Linked DNA regions of Homo sapiens: region 1 is linked to region 2. Evidence: read pairs that join two places in POLR2A ChIA-PET (ENCODE). Cell type or tissue: CD4-positive, alpha-beta T cell. All regions are shown on one strand. Links, peaks and the distances in the headings refer to the core of each region. The heading gives the core; the rest is flanking DNA.

Region 1 (5,000 bases), core at 1-5,000, 230 kb after region 2:
CTCCTTCGTGCTGGATGCCCCAGAGGGCTGAGACCCGGTGACCTGCCTCCTCCAGGGTGGCCTCAGGCCTGTGTCCACTCACCTCCCTGCCAAGCTCTGGTCCTCCAAGGAGGGGTTTGGTCTCCTGGGTCCTCCTCGGAGAGTCACATCCGCCACCTGGCCGGTCCTGTCGTGGACGCCCTCAGCTCGCTCCCGTCCCCTGCCCCTCTGGATGGCACAGACTGCACGTTGTTGCCATTTCACGGAACCCGTTTTCCCGGATTTGTCAGGAGGGGAGAGAATGGTGGAAATGCAGTTTTGCTGGGTTCCCTGCACACGTGGGCGCTGGCTTTGGTCACCCCCGGGGGGTTGCTCGTGGGATCCAGAGAAGTGGACGTTGGTGAGGCCAAGCAGGCTGGGAAGGGTGCTGGACAGGGACAGCAGAGGCCTGGCCCCAGGGGGTTAGGGGGCCAGGGCTTGGGCGCCTCTGTCCCGGGCTGGGGGCTTTGGACTTTGGGGGTATAATGGGGAGCCCTGGGACAGCAGAGGGCTAGCCCCAGAGGGCTAGCGGGGCCAGGGCTTGGGCATCTCTATCCTAGGCCTGGGGCTTTGGATTTTGGGGGTGTAATAGGGAGCCCTGGGAAGTTCTGATGGTGACAGAGTGGACATTCTGCCAAGTGACCAGTGGAGGGGACAGTGGTGGAGAGGGTGTGCTGAGCTGGCCTTAGCCTGGCCTGGGCAAGGTCTGGACTTGGCCATGTCTGGCTCTGCCTGTACAGAGGGGGCTGGCAGACGTTCCTGCGGGAGGCACTCTGTGGATGGGGTCACCCAGAGTCTGGACAGAGACTCCATAGCTGCAGCTGGCCTCTCCATCCCTCCCCTTCCTTCCGAGGCCCCTGGGGGCTGCCGGCTAGGCTGGGAGTTACCGTGCGTGCTAGCTGCAGCCCCGTCTCAGGTTCTTGGGGCTGGGCACCGAGGAGCAGAGAAGCTGCCTGCCACCTGTTCACCCTCGCATCTGCAGGCCAGCGGCTCGTCCCCTCCTGCTGCCACAGTACCCTGATATGTGCCGATTGGTGGGATTGGGAGGGGACACAGCGAGGCCTTGGGTCAGAGCCTTGATGAGGATGGGGGTGGCCGTCCTGGGGGCAGCAGGCCGGAGCCTGCGCTTGCCTGCATTCCCCGGCAGGATTTTTCTCTCGGCCTCCTGGGTCGGCATCTCCTTGGTGCAGGGTGGAGTCCGCTCCCCAATCCCTGGGCTTAAGGGAAGGGGAGGGGGAGTCTGACACACAGTGGGTAGGGGCCCGGGTGCCCCTAGAAGTGGCCAAGTTCAGACCTAGCCCAGGCCAGGCTAAAGCCAGCTCAGCACACCCTCCTCTCCATTGCCGTCCCTTCCACGGGTCACTTGGCGGGAGGTCCACTCTGTCGCTGCCAGAAGTTCCCAGGGCTCCCCATTACACTCCCAAAGTCCAAAGCCCCCAGTCTGGGACAGTGGGTGGGGGGCCAGGCCCTACACAGCAGGCACGGCAGCCAGGAGGGAGGTTTCTGAGGCTCAGCCTGTGGGGCCTGTGGCGCCTGTGGCCACGGGGTGGTTTGTCTCGCTCAGAGTGGTGATGAGCCTGACCCGGGCCCTCAGCAAGTTTCTGCGGGGCAGGAGGGACGTGCTGAGGCTGAGCTCGGAAGAGGCAACTCTGGGTGCAGTTGAGCCTCTGGGCTGGTGTCGTTGAGCTCCGCCGCAGCCCTGGGAGTGGCAGAGGCAGGGAGGGCGCCCATGTTGGGGTTGTGATGGGGGAAGTCCTGCTCAGCGGGCTGACGTCCCGTTCTTGGTCTGTCTCATGGGTGAGGCCCTGTCCCCCGTCTGCAGATGCCCCGCCAGTCAGGCCCCTGCACATGACAGGCATCCGGCTCAGGTGCGTGGGTGGTAAGCCTCTTCTGTGGGAAGGATGCTGCGTGCTAGGGTGGGCCTGGGCTTATGGCACGGGTGTGGAGGGGATTCTTGGAAAGCCGGCACCAGCTGGAGAGGGTCCCCACTGCCAGCCTTGGGTGCTGAGCAGGTGCTCTGTCCTTCAGGGGTTCCCTGCCTGGACTCTGTCCACCGCGTGGCCCCGGTGGCCATGCCCTGCCTATTCTAAGCACCGGTGCCCCCATCTGCAAATGGTGCTGCTCAGCGGGCCGTGGGAAGACTGGGGATGTCCCCCAGAGAGGCCGGCCCCATGCCAGGCCCCAGGACATGCCTGGGGGAGCATCCTCTGCCCTGATCATTTCAGAGTCCCCGACTGAACCATCGTGTTGGCCTCTGGCATGGAGCTGGCCACGCTCCACCACAGGTGGGACCTGAGGAACTGCAGGGGTGTTCCTGAGCCAGGTGGCCGTGCACATGAAGGTGGAGACGAGAGCCGCCCTGAGGGTGGAAAGCCTGGCCGTTCCACGACAGAGCTGCTGGCAGCGGTGGCAGGGCCTCTGAGCCACCGAGAGCAACATGGCTCAAAATGAAACAAGAATCATTTCTTTTCCTGTTGAAGGGAAACTACCCCCAGGAGCCCACAGGCTGGGGGCCCCCTCGCCACACAGGCGGGCTGTGGGGCAGGCGGGGTTTCTCCAGGAATTCCCCTGCTTCCCACTCACCCTCCTCGAAGGTCTGGCCCTGTGGTGGTGCTAGACACAGTTCAGGGGTACGGCCTGGAAGGGAGGCTGCGCTGCCCAGGAGCCCCTGCCTGGCCCTGGAGAGGTGAGCATTCTGCCAAGTCCCCGAGCTGGTACCCGTCCTCCAAGGTGGGCGTCATTGCTGGAACTCTCAGGGCTCATGGGTGTCTGCTGTGTCTGGCCACCCTGGTGGTCGAGGGGTGGCCAAGGGGTGGACCGAGGCTTCAGAAAGCCAGGCCTCCAGGCGTTGACCCGGCAGCTCTTGTTCCGGGCTTGGAAACATCTCGCCTCCTTGAGCCCTGGTTCCTCCCCTGCAGGACGGGGGCAGGAGGAGCGGCTCCCCCTTGTCACCACACTTCTGTGAGCTCATGTAATGAAATGTTGGCCTGGCGTGCACCTGCAGTTAGGTGTTTGAGCTGTGGTAGCTGCGGCCTACGGCAGCTCTTCTACCACATGATGGAGTCTGTGTGTTTGCAGGGGGCCGTGACAGTCACCTGGCTTGGTGCAGTGTGCAGGGCAAGCCCCGGTGTCAGAGCCTCCATTTTGCAGAGGGGGAGGGTGGGAAGGACGTCACATGCAGGCGATTGGGGCTCCCAGCTTCCTGGTGGCCCCACGCCTTTGGTCACGCCCTTTCCGTGACTCCGCTTCTTTCCACGGGGACTCTGCCAGGACTGGGGCTTGACTCCCGCCCTCCCACCCTCCTAGCCTCTGCCCCAGGCAGCAGATGGGTGGTCTGCTCACGATGCCCCGGGGGGAATGGCCGTACAGGGGCACAGGTCAGCTTACCGAGTGTCTCCGGCCTTGTGGCTGGAAAGCAGCTCTCAGGACTCTCCGGGGCCCCTTGGCATCTTTCTAGGTGGGTGGCCCTGAGCCCACCTCCTCCCTGTACCCCCATGGCAGGAGCTCCTTTTTGGGAACCAGTGGAGCGAGCGTGGCTGGACAGGCCTGGCCCCAGAGCTGCGCGATTTCCATCACGGCTCTCCTCTGGCTTCCTCCTTGGCGCTGGCTGGGCCAAGCCCTCCTGACTTCTGGGTCCCTGGGATGGGTGGGTGACTCCGTCCATGAGGCTACCTGAATTCTCGCTTACCCTAGCCATCTTTAGGCTGGGGGATGTGGGTGCTTCCTGGTAAAATCAGATGCCCTGTAGCTCTCCTAAAAGGGCCAGCCTCAGATTTGCGGTCCCTGGTCCTGGCCCCTGGGTTCAGGACTTCATTTTGGCCGTGCGGGTTGCACCTTGGGGATGGGCGTCCCTTGAGGTTTGTGCCAGTCGTGGGAGTGGAGGAGTAGCGGCTGCGTTGGGAACCCGTCCCTGGGCAGGCACTCTGGGATGGGGCTCCGAGTCCCACAGTCACTGGCCGGTCATTGCCAGCCCCTCAGCCCTCTAGGGACAGACCCTGCCTGCTCGTCCCTGTTAGGGGCCAGTTCTGCAGGTGGTTACTTGGCTTCTTCTTAAAAAAAAAAAACCCATCCTGCCCTGGGAAACCCGGGAATCATGGGGAAGCGGGAAATGACAGTAGGGAATTGACATTTCCTGAGCCAGCGTCTGGGGCATCGGACCAAGTGCAGGGCGAGCTGGGCAGGGAGGGGTGCAGCCGGCTCTGCCGTCAGCCTAAAGCCATGAGCGACCTGGGCGCTCTTCTCCCTGTAGCACTGGGGCACACACAGGGTGGTGAAGGGGGCATGACACAACCAGGAGGCTGGGTCACAGAGGACCAGGGGTCTGTCAAGAGTTTGGCCTGCACCTCCCAGCTGCCTGGCCCAGGTGTGCCCCTCCTGTCCACATCTGCCTCTAAGCTGTGAAGAATTTGGGAGTGGATGCTGCTCTGGGGCTGTTTCCTCTTCTGAACCATGGTGGTTCAGGCAGCCTGGTCCCAGGTTAAGTGTGCCCCTTAGCGCCTGGGGCATCCCTGGACAGTGGCCGCCATGGGCATCTGGCAGCCCTGCCAGCGTGGTGGGTGATCATAGCAACGGCTGCAAGACTCGGGGAAGGTGGTGCGTGCATATCTGGTTGAATGTAGCTGGGCCTGGTGTGAGGCCTGTGGCCGCAGCTCCCATGGTGGGCTTCTCAGGGGAGTAGGCATGACAGGGTGGGGTTCCTGCAAAAACCCTAGCCCTCATGCCCCAGTTAGTGAGTGTCTTCACCTCTCAGCTCTGTCTTGAATGCTTCCTGGGTGCAGGCACTGACTGCTCATGGGGAGCCCCCTCCTGAGCACCCTCTTCCTCCTGTGTGTGCTTCCCACTTCCCTCACTGTGGCTGGGCTGCAGCTGTACCTGCCACCACTGGGTCTAACCCCAGCGCCCCTGGGCTGTATGAGTGGGCTGTGCAAGGGTGGCCATCAGCCTCGGCACCACTTCCTATTCTTCCTTCTGCCGCTGGCCAG
Region 2 (7,802 bases), core at 1,461-6,460:
GGCTCCTCCTGTTATTTCAGTACAAATCCCAGACATTCTACCATGTAAGTGGTGAACGCATGGTATCTCAAAACAAGTCTCCAGAAGCATTATTACCACAATGCCATTTTCATACCAAAAAAGTTCTCCAACCCCCTGCCTTTTTTTTTTTTTTTTTTTTTTTTTGAGATAGGGTCTTGCTCTGTTGCCCAGGCTGGAATACAGTGGTGTGATCATGACTTACTGCAGCCTCAACCTCTTGGACACGAGTGATCCTCCCACCTCAGCCTCCCAAGTAGCTGGGACCACAGGCACATGATATCATGCCTGTCTAATTCTTTTATTTTTGAGACAGGGTTTAACTCTGTCACCCAGGCTGGAGTGCAGTGGTGCCATCTCAGCTCACTGCAATCCCCACATCCCGGTTCAAGCGATTCTTGGGCCTAGCCTCCCGAGTAGCTGGGATTACAGGCCCGGCTATTTTGTGTATTTTTAGTAGAGTTGGGGTTTTGCCATGTTGGCCAGGCAGGCCAGCGAATTTTTGAATATTTTTATTGCAGAGACAGGGTCTCACTGTGGTGCCTAGGCGTGTCTCAAACTCCTGGCCTCCAGTGATCCACTTCTGCCTCCCAAAGTGCTGGGACTGCAGGCGTGAGCCATTGTACCCAGCCCCCCTAAAGTTATTTAATTGAATATCTGATGTTCAGATTTCCCGTTGTCTTAGTATGTTTTAAAAAATTGTGCCTGTGCACACATACACACACATACACACACATACACACGTCACATGCATGTGTACACATATATATGCATGTAGTGCACACCTGTACATGGGTGCACACAAGTACATTTGTGCAGCAAACCACAGCATGTGTATGTGTATGTGTATGTAGATGTACCTGCAAGGTATGTGTGCATAGGGTATGTGTGTGCACATGCACAAATGCATGCATACACATGTATGCTTGTGTATGGAATCAGGAACCAGACAAGGTCTTCACCTGCATCTGGTTAGTTTACTAGCTGTTTTTTTTTTTTTTTTTGGAGACGTCTTGTTCTTGCCCAGGCTGGAGTGTAGTGGCACGACCTCAGCTCACTGCAACCTCTGCCTCCCAGGTTCAGGTGATTCTCCTGCCTCAGCCTCCTGAGTAGCTGGGACTACAGACCCCCACCCACCACGCCCATCTAATTTTTGTATTTTTAGCAGAGATGGGGTTTCACCATGCTGCCAGGCTGGTCTCGAACTCTTGATCTCAAGTGCTCCGCCTGCCTTGGCCTCCCAAAGTTCTGGGATTACAGGCGTGAGCCACTGAGCCCGGTCCCTCGAGTCTTTTTAAATCGCCAGGTCCTCCCTCTTTTTTCTGTGCCATGTATCGTTGAAACCAGGTCGTTTATCTTGTGGCCTCCTGGTCTGGTTTTGCTGAGTGCGTCTCCGTGGGGCTGTTCAGCATCTTCCTGTCTCCTGTGTTCCCTGTAACCTGGCAGTGGGGGAGGCAGCCGGCCATGCTCCATGCACCCACCACGGTGGGTGGTGCTGTGTGCGTGTTCAAACAGCTGACTCATTAGCAGATTGGTTTTATTTGATAAACATCTTTCCAGTCCTTACTTGAGTCCTATGTTAAAAAACATACAGGAGTTTGTGCCTATGACAGACGTGATGCACGGGGACACACAGGCCAGGCGAATGCTCTCATCACGCTTGCCATTCTCACTCTCTGGGGTGCCTTTCTGGTGGTTTCCATCTATGGGAAACCATGCACAGGTGGGGTCTATCTGTGTCATTTAGGAAAACAAGCTGTGTGGCACATCCTGGCACATCCTGCTCTTCAGCCCATGAAGGAAGCTCTCAAAACACTGCGGTGGGGTAAGGTGTTGGCAGTGTGGATTCACCGTCCCAGCAAGGAGCTACCTTAGGGTCAAGGATGAGTTCTGAGAAATAGGAGAAAAGAAAGACTCAGTGAAGAGGAGAATCAGGTATGGTTACCCAGAGGAAGGGCAGAGGATGCTGAATCCCAGTAGAGTGATGCCCGCTCCTGGGCTGTGGGCTGAGATGGCATTTCATGCCCTTGGGGGAGACCCTGACCCTCACCACCAAGCCCGACAGGTGTGGTGGAGCAGGGGGTGCAGGTACTGTTAAAGGTGAGATCCACTTGGCAAAGATTTTATGTAACTCAACTAATGAGGGGACCTGTAAGATGTTACAACCGCTTGAAAGTACCACACTTACGCAGGGAAACGAATGCTAAGACAAATTGCAAATAGATTCAAACTGGCAAAAGGTCAAAATCCACAGTAATAATCACATCCCACTGGGCAGGCACATTGAGCTTCCTACGATTTCGAGCTGTGAACAATGAACAGCAAAGAGCAAAGGTGGAGAGGACCTGGATGGCTGCTTAGACTCCTTAGGTTGAGCAAAGGGTTTTTTCCTTATGCCTATTTCAAGGTCTCTCTGTTTTTCCTGATAGTCGACTCTTCTGTCAAAAGCTTGGTGAGCAGGAGGGAGGGTTCCCATAAGGTCTTTTGGGGAGGGAAATACCAGAATATGGGGTGACCCCGAGGGGAGGGGCTCTAACAGATGAAGGCCGCTTGGTAGCTTCATTGTCGGGGTGCAGGGGGCGAGCTGGGCTGCGGTTTCCAGCCTCCAGGCTGAGCCCTCACCTGGATCGGCCCACTCTCTCCTAAGGGATGCAGCCAGGCTGTGGCTTTAACGTGGCTGGTGTGCTGACTGCGCAGTCCTGAGCCCTGGAGCGGCGCGCACTTGGCCTGCCTATTTTCCACATCCCAGGCCTCAGTGCCGGGCCCTCCAGCTCCCGGGGCCTGCGCCTCCCGCAGCCTTGGCTGTTTCAGCAGGTGGCACCGCGTCCTTCCCCGGAGGGGGACTGACACCCTGCAGTTACCCCTGACCCTGCCCTCCACGGCTGTTGGCACATCTTCTCCAGAACCCAGGGCTCTCAGCCCCTCCATGGTGCCCGCACCCGGCCTCCGGCCTCGCCCCGCCGCAGCCGCGAAGGTCTTCCCGCTGCCATCCTTGCCCGCTGGGCTGTTCTCAGCGTGGCCGCCAGGGATGTCCTTTGAGCTCATTCGGTCCCGTCCCTCCCCTGCGGGAGGTTCTCCAAGGTCTCGCCCTTGCCGAGGGTCGAAGCTCAGGTCCTTGCACAGGTCCCTGGGGCCCCGGGCCAAACGGGTCGTCCCCTGATCCCTCTCCTGGCCCCTGGCTCCCCTCCAGCCCCGGGACCTTGCGGGGCCCTCCCTGCGTCTCAGGGCTCCGAGGTCCTCGCGCCGCCTTGGATCTGGACTTGGGTGTGGACCTCCCCGTCCGCCCTGCTCGCTGGAGCGGGTCTCCACGGGGCTCGGGGCGGAGGCTGTGGAATGGCCGGGAATGCGCTCCGGCCGGGCAGCGGCTTCGCTCGGTAGCTGCCGTATCTCCGGGCCGTGCCCAGTGCTTAGTTTTCTGTGAATGAATCAATGTTGAGCGGAAACTTCCGTCAGGCTTTGAACCAGGCCCTGAACGTTTGCGATGCTAGGGACGCGCCCGTCAACCCGCCGAGCCGCCCTGTGCCTCATGCGGCGACCGAGGCGCCCTCGGGAGACGGGCCCTGTCGGGTGTCGAGACGCGAACACGACCCAATGCCAAGAACGGGCGGTGAAGATGAACGGAAAAGCCCCAAGCAGCGGCGGAACGGCGCGCCCGTGCACAAGTGCGACCCGCGCCCGTGTCCCAAGGAAAGAAGATAAAAGATAAAACGAAAAATGCCCCGGGGCTTTGCGGTGACTCACGCCTGTAATCCCCGCACTTTGGGAGGCCGAAGCGGGCGGATCACCTGAGGTCAGGAGTTCAAGACCAGCCTGGCCAACATAGCGAAACCTCGTCTCTACTAAAATTACAAAAAAATTAGTCGGGCGTGGTGGCGCGCGCCTGTAATCCCAGCTACTCGGGAGGCTGAGGCAGGAAAATCGCTTGAATCCAGGGGGTGCAGGTTGTAGTGAGCCGAGATCGCGCCATTGCACTCCAGTCTGGGCGACAGAATAAGACTCCGTCTGAAGAAAAATAAAAAACAAAACACCAAAAAAAAAAAAACGATGGTTAGATGCCACGAAGTAGGTGGCAATGCCTTAACCGTATGCGTGTTGTCAGGCCCGAGGGCCTCTTCCATCCTTGTCAAGGGGAGTGCTAACCTTCTCTCCTTTCATACAACACGCCTCGGCTTCCCTGCGCACTTTATTTAAGGACGAAAGCTCCACTCGCCTTTCGGTGAGGGTGACTTCTTGTTCGCTATCCATGGAGGTACATTTATAAAAATGTCACGGTTCAGTGGGAAACCACAAATGTTCGCATTCAATTAATCGTCTTTTTTAAAATTTGAACGTGTAAGAAAAAAATCTACCACTTTTCGTGCCCTAATATATTCATAAAAGTAGCCAATTAGAAGCTGAGGGGAACAAACGGAAGTCCCGAGCGTCCTTCAGAGAAGTAGATTCCCCCGGAAACAAAACAGGGCGGGCGCGCACCTCCTGCGGCGACACGCCTAGCAGACGGCGGAAGGCGGGAAGAACTGTCTACGGAAGTGGAAGGTTGGTAACGAATCAGAGAACAAGGATCGGAAGATCCGTTCCACGGACTTCCGGACGCGGCCCTGCCCCGGGAACTGCGGGTGTTCAGGACCCTGTGGTGCGCGGGACGCCGCCCGCGCATGCGCCGCGCCGGCTCAGCCCCGTTTTCGCAAGCTCTGCGTGGTCTTGGGTGGCGAGTTCGAGCCTTAGAACGGCCGAGTGCCCTGGAACCGGTTTCGGCTCTGGCGTCCTCGCGTGTCCTCCGGCTCCAGGTTACAACGTCAGTATTGGCGCCTTGGCGCGGTCCCGTCCTGCTCTCGTCCTCCGTTCCGTGGACCCCGGGGCTGTTCTGGCGCCTCGCAGGCCGGGCCCCTCCCATCGACTCGATGGGCAGGGCTCTGCGAGGCTCGGGGACCGGGGACGCGCGGCCTTCCTGACAAGGAGCCCGAGGGTCTGCACAGCCTGGGGCACCACCCGGCCTGGTGAGGATGATCGCTGTGCGCGCGATGCACATGCGCCCTCAACACCTCTGCACATTCATGCACGTGTCCATACATGGGTGCACACACGTCCTTACACGTATGTACATACGCATGTGTACACACGCCCATGTCTACACGCGCACATGTCTGCACACGAGTCACACGTGCAAGTGCACGCATGGATGGTGGACACGCGTTTACACACGTGAATATGTGTATACACATGCAGACACATGTGCCTGCCCACATGGATGTGTGCACAAACAAGCACAGAGGTCCTCAGTGGCTCACTCCTGGTGGCCGTGTGCTGTGGGCTGGGAATGGCCATACTCATTTCTCAGAGCTTTTGAGTTGTGTGTGTTTCCAGTTGTGCATATTAATTAGAAAAAACAAAAGTGAATTTGTAGGTTAAGGCAGGTCCTTAAGTTTCCTTAATTTCCTCTCCCTGGAGACCTGGCAGGCTGGGCCGGGCACTGCTGCGGAAGGCCAGCCGCACCCTGAGTCAGGTCTTCTCCAGAAGGTTCAGGGCAAGCTCTGGATTACAGATAGGAAACCAAATGCATGAGGAAGGCACTGCTCACCCTGCAATGACGGTCAAGGTGTGGGGTGGGGAGCAGCAGCCTGGAGGTCAGAGCCAGGACCTTGGGGGCTGAGAGTGGTGTGCTTGCCTGGTGATCTTCAGCAATGGGAGGCCTGGTGTCACCCTGGGGCCCAGACTGTGAAGGACTGGTGGCTTTGGGGATCTGCGTGATCCAGGGGGCCCAAGCATCTGCCCAGCCGGCATTCTGTGCACTGCCCACCTGCCTGTGTTGTCAACGAGGACGGGGTTTGCTAAAATGCAGATTCTTGCCTCTTCCCTAGTCTGAGTCCAGGGTCTGTGGTCAGGCCTGGGAATCTGTATTCATTGAGGCCCTTTGGGTCCCGCCATCATAGCAGCCTGTCTTTACTTTGGGTGGAGGTCGGAGGTCTGCACATCACCCAGGAGGCTTACCAGTGGTAACCCAAGAAGAGGGAAGATGGCAAGAGGGTCTTTGCAGGGTTGGGAGGGCAAGGATGGAAGGACCTGGGAGGCCACAGCACCCTCTCGGACTTGGCGCAGAACCCGTGGAAACAGCCTGCGATGCACGGATGGAGGTGGCTTTGCCCTGTGTCTGCTGGTGCCTCTGGAACTCCGGCTCTGACAGACGCTGCGTCTCCTGCTGACTGCTGCATCCCAAGATGAGCCCAGCGCTTGCACACAGGGCGTCCCAAAGTGTTTGTTGAACAAAGGCATGATCAGTGTTGGTATTGCCCTGAGACTCATGCCCTCAGCCCCGATTCGGGCACATGGCTCATGTCAACCGCTGGAAGTCCCTCTGGGGCCCACAAATGTCTCTAGACCACAGGAAGAGTCGGCCTGGCTCCATGTGCCTGGCGCCTGGGGCAGAAAGGTGGACGGGGCAATCAGAGTGGTCACCATCGGGGAGTACACTTTGCACTCCACTCGAGTCTCCAGGGATATAACTCACTGGATCCTAAGTCTCACTTTCTGAGGGCCGTTCTTAGAGTCTCCTGTATGAAATCAGGCTACATCCAGAGAAAGTTCCAGAAATAAGAAAAGATGAGATCGCCTACTGACCCTCCCATTTTTTGCACACGGACACTGAGGGAGGGGAGGAACTTGCTCAAGGGCACCACACAATTTTTTTTTGAGATGGAGTCTCAAAGATGGAGAATTCCTCCAACCATGAGGAATTTGAACGCTTATCCCGAATAGTGGAAAATGAACGTCTCATGGAGTTAGGGCCTGTCACCACCTGGGGATCTACAGTCAGACATGGCATAGAGGATGCCCTCCCAGATCCCGCTCTGTCTCCCAGACTGGAGTGCAGTAGTGCCACCTTGGCTCACTGCAACCTCCGTCTTCCGGATTCAAGCGATTCTCTGGCCTTAGCCTCCTGAGTAGATGGGATTACAGGCGCACACCACCACACCCGGCTAATTTTGTATTTTTACTAGAGATGGGGCTTCACCATGTTGGCCAGGCTGGTCTTGAACTCCTGACCTCAAGTGATCCACCTGCCTCAGTCTCCCAAAGTGCTGGGATCACAGGCATGAGCCAACATACCCAGCCCACCCCATGAGTTATTGCTAGAGTGGTGGGGTAGGGACCCGGCCCCCAGCTCTCAGTGCTGGACATGGGCAGGGTGGGCATGGGTTCCCTTCCAGCCCTGGCAGAGCCCTGGACCATGCGTGCTTTTCCCCTCAAGTGTCGAGGCAGGCAGGGCTGCTGCATAGAATACAAGATGCCCCATTGAGATGGAATCTCAGACAAATGAGTCATGTTTTACTGTAAGCATATCCCAAATATTTCATGGGACACACTTATACTAAAACTTATTCATTGTTTATCTGAGCTTCAAATGTAGTGGAGTGCCCTGTATTTTTATTTGCTAAATTTGGCAGCCCTAGTAACGGGAGCTGGAAGGCTTTTGTTATTTGCCCTCAAGCAGCATTTCCTGGCATTGGCTTCAGTGACCAGTTGTCTCTTGAAATGTCCCATGGACAGAAGGGAAGAAAACTGGGAAATACTGTGTTAAATAAACTTGCACAATTCCTTTTTTTTTTTCTTTAAAGAAAAGCCTAGCCGGGCGTGGTGGCTCACACCTGTAATCCCAGCACTTTGGGAGGCCAAGAAGGGCGGCTCACAAGGTCAGGAGTTTGAGACTATCCTGGCCAATGTGTTGAAACCCCATCTCTACTAAAAATAAAAAAATTAGCTGGGTGTGGTGTCGGGTGCCTGTAATC

Evidence for each region. Peaks named below come from ENCODE experiments on the same cell type or tissue, not always from the same donor. Only the 100,000 strongest peaks of a DNase experiment are listed, where the experiment ranks them.
Region 1: POLR2A ChIA-PET joins it to region 2 with 16 read pairs; 10 of 35 experiments call an interaction of 5 or more read pairs at or near these places.

Annotation. Positions count from the first base shown.
Region 1 is chr9:134,388,956-134,393,955 of GRCh38, forward strand. The region is part of intron 1 of RXRA (retinoid X receptor alpha); the gene reads left to right. Among named protein-coding and RNA genes, the nearest start is that of MIR4669, 12 kb to the left of the region's middle. RefSeq lists enhancers at 1,308-1,357, 1,718-1,807, 2,188-2,287, 2,338-2,827, 2,868-3,077 and 1 more and a silencer at 4,028-4,322. In CD4-positive, alpha-beta T cell, for the core only: no CTCF peak of the experiment used is centred there; DNase peaks (open chromatin) are centred at 1,796, 2,556, 3,106 and 4,847; H3K4me3 peaks cover 2,218 bases; H3K27ac peaks cover 3,067 bases.
Region 2 is chr9:134,160,385-134,168,186 of GRCh38, forward strand. RNU6ATAC (RNA, U6atac small nuclear) reads right to left here and starts at 4,180; the gene lies at 4,055-4,180. LOC124902297 (a long non-coding RNA gene) reads right to left here. Exons shown (of 2, transcript XR_007061834.1): 2 at 4,054-7,802. RefSeq lists enhancers at 3,197-4,162, 3,577-3,816. In CD4-positive, alpha-beta T cell, for the core only: CTCF peaks have their summits at 3,094 and 3,307; DNase peaks (open chromatin) are centred at 3,097, 3,577, 4,014, 5,147 and 2 weaker places.